Linked DNA regions of Homo sapiens: region 2 is linked to region 1. A link is an interaction called in ENCODE POLR2A ChIA-PET data of the cell type or tissue named here. Cell type or tissue: HepG2. All regions are shown on one strand. Region 1 overlaps LINC02066 (long intergenic non-protein coding RNA 2066). Region 2 overlaps MED12L (mediator complex subunit 12L).

The links. ChIA-PET counts read pairs that join two places held together with the same protein. Peaks named below come from ENCODE experiments on the same cell type or tissue, not always from the same donor. Only the 100,000 strongest peaks of a DNase experiment are listed, where the experiment ranks them.
Region 2: POLR2A ChIA-PET joins it to region 1 with 9 read pairs; 1 of 35 experiments calls an interaction of 5 or more read pairs at or near these places.

Annotation. Positions count from the first base shown.
Region 1 is chr3:151,628,790-151,632,789 of GRCh38, forward strand. The region is part of intron 1 of LINC02066 (long intergenic non-protein coding RNA 2066); the gene reads left to right. Among named protein-coding and RNA genes, the nearest start is that of MIR5186, 65 kb to the left of the region's middle. In HepG2, no CTCF peak of the experiment used is centred here; DNase peaks (open chromatin) are centred at 1,452 and 2,482.
Region 2 is chr3:151,176,163-151,180,162 of GRCh38, forward strand. All of the region lies in intron 11 of MED12L (mediator complex subunit 12L), which reads left to right. Among named protein-coding and RNA genes, the nearest start is that of GPR171, 25 kb to the right of the region's middle. In HepG2, no CTCF peak of the experiment used is centred here; DNase peaks (open chromatin) are centred at 12 and 2,309.

The DNA.
Region 1 (4,000 bases):
TATTGCTTTTTAATTCACTCTCTACCCAGTATTTAACTGAAACTCTGACTTTCAAGGAAGTGTTATCTGTTATTAACAGACGTCAGGGTATAACAAAAATAAATTATTTTTATTTAGTAGTTTAGGTAACTTCCTGCCTTCAACATTTAATGCTTTGTTCAAACTTCTATGTAGAGAAGAATCTAGTTCATAGATATTTTTCATAATGATCATTCAAAGAAGTGGTGTTCACAAATCGGTGGTTATCTCAATTAGCTACCATCTTCCTCCTTTATGAGCATTTCCCTTCTCCTTTCAGACAGAAATAATATCTCTCTCCTTGGTGCTCCAACAGCGCTCTGTGCCTCTTCAATGGCAAAGCTGCATTTGCTTTGTCTTCTTCCTTGGCGGCTATAGTTTTGATCTAGACTGTAAATTCCCCACTAGACCATAAGTTCCTGTATCCTTCATTTGTAATATCTTAACAATATTCCAAGTATTTATTAGCCTAATTAAATTTTATGTGCCGTATTTTTAAACCGTTTCAGAGGAATTAATTTTAACAATGACTGGGTTATTTTGGTCAGATAATTCGTGAATAATAAGGAACATTAAAGCACTAACTAGTCCTGGTAATGGAGAGGCAGAAGGAAAGAATTTGGTGCTGGACCTAATGGCTGGAAGAAAGGATGAGCTGTGGAAAGGTTTTAGAAAGGGCTGCATAGTACATTTTCAGGTTTTTATTTGCTAACTCTTTTTCAGCTATTAGGTTGGTGCAAAAGTAATCGCGGTTTTTGCCATTGAAAGTAATGGCAAAAACCGCGATTACTTTTCTGTTAACATAATATTACAAATATGAAAGTGTGGATAATCAAAATAGAGCTATAAACAATTTGATAGAAATTAATTTCTGAATCATACCTTCCTTCTCTGCTGCGGATACATAACAGTTGGTAGAATTTATTTCTGTGGGAAAACTTGTACCTATGTTCAGCCTGTGACATGAAAATCTCAGGTACTGCATCAGCAATGCATCATCATCTTTTTCTTTCTCCCATTTTTATTGCTTTTGTGATCCTGTCCTGAATTACTGGCAATGCCTCGAACAACTTTAAGTCTCTTGCCGTAACTTGGACTTACGTGCTACAGTTAATAAAAAAGTCTTTAAAGAGCATTAAGGTCTTAAATAGCAAAAGCATTTTGATATTTCAGGACTATTGCTAACCAGGGGAATCAAAGAACATATGGCAAAAAGCTGTGCTTTTTCACATTCTGAGTAGGACGGGGCAGGGGAAATTGTGAAGAAAATGAGATAGGCCTGAAGACGTCCTGTGATTCCCTCCCTCCTGGCAGCCCAAGTGGGCCCTGGAACTCCCAGTTACTCCCCAACCCCCACCCTCACAACAGCATCCTCCCCAATGTCTTTTGGTCTTAGAAATAGATCTGACAAATATTTCCACTCTGAGGTATCCATGTTAAGGTCATGATGTATAAACACGATGAGGGAGTGAAAAGTAAACAAGCAAAGCTACAGAAGTTTTAAACCAACAAATGAGCATCTAATTGTGGAATGTGGGGCACTAAGAAGCTGGTTGAGGGAGAATTTGGAGAGTGTCAGTTCTTCCTATAAAAGGTTACCCTAATCCTAGAGGATAATATTCTGATCTTCTCTGAAGAAAGTATACAACTTACAAGAAAATTCAGAGGGCATCAACTCCACCTGGAAGAAAATCCAGCTGTTTTTAAGTTCTGATGTTTTGTTTTGATTTATCATTTTTTCCTTGCCAGTGATTTATAGTTGTAGAATGTTTAGAATTGGGTTAATGGGTACAAAAATTCAGTTAGATAGAAGGAATACGTTCTAGTATTTAATAGTACAGAAGGGAAATTATAGTTAATAATAACTTATTTATATTTCAAAATAGCTAAAAGAGAAGAAGTGTAATGTTCCCAACACAAAGAAAAGATAAAAGATAAATGTTTGAGATGACAGATATCCAATTACCATGATTTAATCATTGCATGTTGTATACATGTATCAAAATATAACATGTAACTCCAAATACATACAAGTATGATATATCAATTAAAGAAATCCAAGAAAGGGGTGTCTCCATTTTTAGGACAGTTCAAACCAAAATGTTCTTCAGCTGAAGTTGTCTGCTGTGGTGGGGCTTGGGGAGAGACTAGACTGCAGGGAGGAATGAGCCAGTGGTGGAGGTGGGGGGATAGACAGGAAGCTATCACAGGAGTTCTCAGCTGGGAAGATGGAAGTCAGCACTAGGAAAAGTCACAGGAGGATCAAATTATTCTCTTCACCTATCTCTGGCTCCTCCAGCTGCCCCCTTCCATCAGCTGGTTTCCACAAATAACTGGCCCTCTAGAATCTTACTTAAAAAATGTTCTCAACAAAGGGTTCCTACTCCCACTCACATTACTTTGAAGAGATAAGCTGGAATGTTTTACAAACAACCAGCTGAACAGGTTGAAAGAGCAGATGTTAAGCTGAAATGTTGCAATGACTAGTTTTGGTTCTTGGAACACCAAACACTAGATGACATCAAGTGTGTATTTTTAGCCTTATTTATAATGTGACAAGTCACATTTCACTCTCTCCTCATTGTCAAAGGCTATTTCCAAAGGATTACGAAGGAAGATCTGACTTGCATTAAAGCTTCTTTGACTTTGAACACAGCACATGTTTTCCATAAGGAAATCAATAAAATCTGAGAGTAGAACTTGAATAATATATTTCATTTCTAATGCAGCACTCACCTAGATAATTTATAGTGTCTCATTTTAAACTTTGCAAAATCACTTGGATGGGTTCTTGTTCTTCTAGTTTTTTATAGTTCATTAATTCAACAACTATTTATTGTGCACTTGCCATATAGCATAGGGACACATATATTCATAAATTGTTGGAGATAAACAGATAGCTCTGATGAACTTCATACTTTGAAGGAGGAGACAGCCCCATGAAGAAACAATGAGAAATACAGTCTGATCATTAATATAAAGAGAGGTGTGAACAACATGTGAACCTGGCTTTTGAAAGGAGAGGCAGGAGGAGCCAGGGAAGGCTTCATGGAGAAATCTGGTTTTGAAAGACATAGAAATGAGATAAGTGAGCAAAAGAGGTTCCAGGTTGAAGGGCAATGTGTGCAAGCCTGTACCTCATATTCTAACATCACAGCATATGTACGACACTGTATCTAGCACAGTTGTACATTGTGTCATCAGTCTGTACAATATGCTTTTGTACTTGACTCTATAAATCATGAAGCTTGACAACAGTGGTGCAATTTTTTTGTTGTTATTGTTTTGTTTTTCTTTTTTCCTTGTGGTTAAGTTGGTGATCTCAAGCTTTAGCCTGTGAATGAATCAACCTGATTGATTAAACATGGGTGACCCGGGCCATATTCCCAAAGACATGATTCAGTTGATCTAGGTGGGGCCTGGGAACCTGTATAGTGTTTTTAAAAGCCCTCTAGTGATTTTAATTAAGAGCATCAGAAGATCATGCATTGAGAAACACTAGATTAGGGAGGATAGAAAGTAAGGAATTTCTGTTTCTTTTTTAGGTTTTTATTTGCAGAAGGAGAAAATGAGGAAGAGAAAGGGTTGGTAAACAGTGTAGGACAAAGGAAAACAAAAGTAGCTGAGAGAGGAATTGAGAGGTGTTGGCCAGTAGGAATCTAGGTATCAAGAAGATAAGCTGCTGATTGTCAGCGTTTGGGAGGGAGATTTGCACAGGAAGGTACACAGTGTGAGAAAATAGCAATAATACTATGTAATGTAAAAATCTTAACACAGAAATGGGCTGCAGCTATGCCAAGATAAAGCATCCTTTTACAAATATAGTAGAGAACTGTGACTGATGACAAAAATAAAAGTTGGATAGATTGTGCTGATAGTTTATTTGGATATTAAATAGAAGGTTGGCCTCAGAAAGTTTTTTGTTGTGTTCTGGCACCATCTCTGCCAATTGTGTTCTGGAAAATATCTCTTCGTGTTTATT
Region 2 (4,000 bases), 450 kb before region 1:
GGACTCAGATTTGACCTAGTAGCTTTGAGACATTTGACAGTTATTTAACCTTTAGACTTTAGTTTGCTCAACTGTAAAATGATAGGATTGTCATTAAAACATGAGAACAGGGCATACTGTATAACAAACATATATACCAGCAGTAATCACTGTTAATTTTGGTCCATATTTGGTTCACTTTCAAGAGTTATGTTGTGGCAAGAGGTCCATTACTTGCCTAGGGAAAAAATACGTTTCAAATATCTTTTGGAAATATAAGTATGGAAACTTTCATAAACATATATGAACACTTAACTATAAAGGTTGGAGGACATAAATGAAATTGCTCTATGCATAATATTCTACAGGATTTTTTTTCTTTTACTGCTTAATATTGTTCATCATTTTTTTCTTGTTTATTTTTTTCTGGTCATGGTGCTCCACTCTTTTATTACTTCTAATAAAGTTTTCCAGTTAATTATCTGGGTGGGTGGGGGTGGGGCATAATCCTTTTATGCAAACTGTAGTGACACATTGCCATATCCTTTCAGATATTTATTCCTGTCTCTTCTCATTGGTTAACACTTTCAAAATGATGCTAAGTGATAGTGTTGAGGCCAGCAGCCTGAACTTATTAAATGAGGAATGGGAATGCTTCTAGTGTGTCACACTTGGTCAACTGCGGAATTAAGTCAGTTACTTATATTAATTAAGTGCATCTGTAAACTTTCTCCCCATCTACCTTGTTTATTCCTTTGGTTTAATGTAACACAGTGTATTACTTTTACTCTTTGATTTAAAAACAGTCGAACCTACTCTACACCAGGCACCGTGGAAGGTGCTGAAAATAAAACCGTGAAAATGACAGTAAGTCTAGCATGTGTTAGAGGCAGAATAAAGGGGATTGTGCTCTAGGTGATATCATATGAGCATCTGGAAACAGAATAAAGTCTTTGGTAATTCACTCCTGTGGTTTTATTTTCTGTGTATCAATTAGATTAGAAGTCCAGCTTGTCCCTAGAGAGGCAGAAGTCAGGGCTGGAACAGAGGGTGGCAATGGCTGGCCGGAGTGGTGCTGGGCAGCAGGGATCCTGGGCCTTGTGAGCCACTCAGGAGACTTACATGTAACGGTGATCCTCCTTTTATAAGTAATCTTGATTTACCCGTGATGTGAGCAGCAGCATGGTATAGCAGAATGTATGGGGGCTTTGGAATTAGGACAGCCTAGTGCTGTTTTCTAGTTCTGTGCCCATGACCATCTTAACTTCTTTGAACCTCAGTTTTCTTATCTTTGAAATGGGAATAGCAATACCTGCTTTCAAGTTTATTAAGATTAGAGATGATGTGTGTAAAATTTCCAGTACTTGCTCAATAATTTTTGTTTTTGAGACAGGGTCTCACTGTCGCCTACAATCATATCTCACTGTAGACTTGAACTTCTAGGCTCAAGCTCTCTTCCCATCTCAGCCTCCTGAGTAGCTGGGACTACAGATGTACACTACCATGCCTGGCTTTTTTTTTTTTATTATTTATTTTAAATGGGGTGTCACTACATTGCCCAGGCTGATCTTGAACTCCTGGCCTCAAGCCATTGTTCCTGCTCGGCTTCCCAAAGTGTTGGGATTACAGGCATAAGCCACTGCACCTGGCCAATAAATATTTTTTAATTACTGCTAACTACCTGTAGTTGGAAATTTAAAACTGTTAATACTATTATTGCCATGATTATGTGTTTTAATTTATGCCAGGGCTGGGCCTATAGTTTGTTATTTTTTCTTTGACCTTAACTTTATATGCCAGGGTTCAATTATTCCCTCCCCTCAAGCCTACCTCTTGTTCTTATGTATCTCATTCACCTGTTATTTAAAGCTAGGGAGGCATGCTTACATTGTTCAACTTCTTACTATTCGTTAGAAAGTGCCACAAGAATGGCTTGAACCTGGAAGGTGGAGGTTGCAGTGAGCTGAGGTTGTGCCACTACACTCCAGCCTGGGCAACAGAATGAGACTTGGTCTCAAAAAAAAAAAAAAAAAAAAAAAAAAAGAAAGTGCCAATATGAAAAGCTGCCTGTTTCTGCCCCATGAAGACCTGAACCCTCCTTTGTAGTGTTTGGAATGAAGTACTTCCTTTTGGTTATTCTCAGTGGTGCACCTCCAGGGTGGTACCTGAGCCTTCCTAGTGTATATTTAAAGCCAAAAGCTGGAAATCTAATAGCCACAAAGCTGTGTTGTGAAATGTGCATGTTACATAGGAGTAAATATTCCAGCTCAAAAGGGAGCAGAATACTCTGAGGCTGTGTAAGCATTGAGGAGGGTGGAGTCAGGAGAAGCCAGAGGTGCTGGGGGCTCACACAAAAGGCCATTGTGTATTGTGTACGCTGGAGGGAAGGACAGAGTTACCTACCCAGGTTCTTTTGACACACAGGTTTTGCTTTACCTGTTTGGTTCATTTCCACGAGTTATGTTGTGGGAAGAGCTCCATTACTTAGCTGAGTGACCTTGGACAAGTTATTTGCTATCTCTATGCCTTGCAGTTTCCTTATTTGTAAACTGGGGATAATATAACCAGCTTATAGGTTGTAAAGATTGAGAGAAAGAATTCCTGAAACACATTTATTGCAATGTCTGACTGTAAATTGGGTAGGCACTCAGTACATGTTAATTATCTTTATTACTACTACCTGTAAATTTGGTAATCTATCATCATTATTGATTTTCAGTGTGATTAAACCCATAACTTAATCTGCAAGTTATTTTATATTAAATTTTCATTAGAAGCAACTGAAAAGATTTACATGTAACATTAAGACTTTCAATTTTTTATTTTTATTGTGTCTGCTATCAGTCCTATGACTTTAGTCCATGACTAGAATAAGCAATAAATACTGTAGAAAACCTATTCTAAAAATGAGTTTTTGGCTGGGCGTGGTGGCTCATACTGGTAATGCCAGCACTTTGGAAAGCTGAGGTGAGCGGACCACCTGAGGTCAGGAGATCTAGACCAGTCTGGCCAACATGGTGAAACCCCATCTCTACTAAAAGTACAAAAATTAGCCAGGCGAGGTGGCACCCACCTGTAACACCAACTACTTTGGAGGCTAAGGCAGGAGAATCGCTTGAACCCAAGAGGCAGAGCTTGCAGTGAGCCGAGATTGTACAACTGTACTCTAGCCTGGGTGACAGAGCCAGACCGAAAAAAAAAAGGGCGGGGGGTTAATCATAAGAGAAACATATACTTTATTTGGTCAGGGCTGGTCTAGACCTTTGGCATCTGAAATGTTTTACAGGACATTGCACCTAATGAGTACCTGATGGAGTGAATTTTGTTTTTCTTATGTCCAAAGAATTGCCTGAAATTTTCACTGCCTCTCACAGCTCCAAATGCAGACTATAACAATAAAGCTGAGAGGATGGGGTACTGTAATTACCCCAAGAAGGGGAAGGAGCAGTAGGGGTACTGCTCCTGGAAGAAGGAAAGCATGGTGAGAGACACTGTCTGAGGGCTGAGAACGACCCCTCTTGGATAGGACTTGGGATTTACTGCTGGTCATGCACCATTGACCTTCCTTTTCCTGTGTTCCTTTGGAAGCCTCTGCCATCTGCCCTTATCTGTATGTCTTTAATCAGACATTGAAATCTGGCCCATTAGCCTGCAGAAAAAATGGAAATAAAAACAAACCAAAAATTTTCATAGTTCCATTGCTGAAGACATTCAATCTGAGAAGTTAGTATAAGTCATTGTAAAACTTCTTTGATAGTATCATTTCTTTTAAAGTAGGCGCAGAAGCTGTCTATTCCTTTATTCCCACCACTCTAAATATCCTAAGGAAAGGATGGCATCACTTGGCAGGTTTTATGATATTTAAGAAATAGTGGACATTGCATTCTTGGTATCTAGCTAGTATTGGAAAATATTTATTGGTTAAATATAAGATTTTGAAATGCATAACTTTTTATAGGCATAATTGATAAAAGGACAAGAAAATTTTTGTGCTGAAATTTTCTATTTTTTAAAAGCTCAG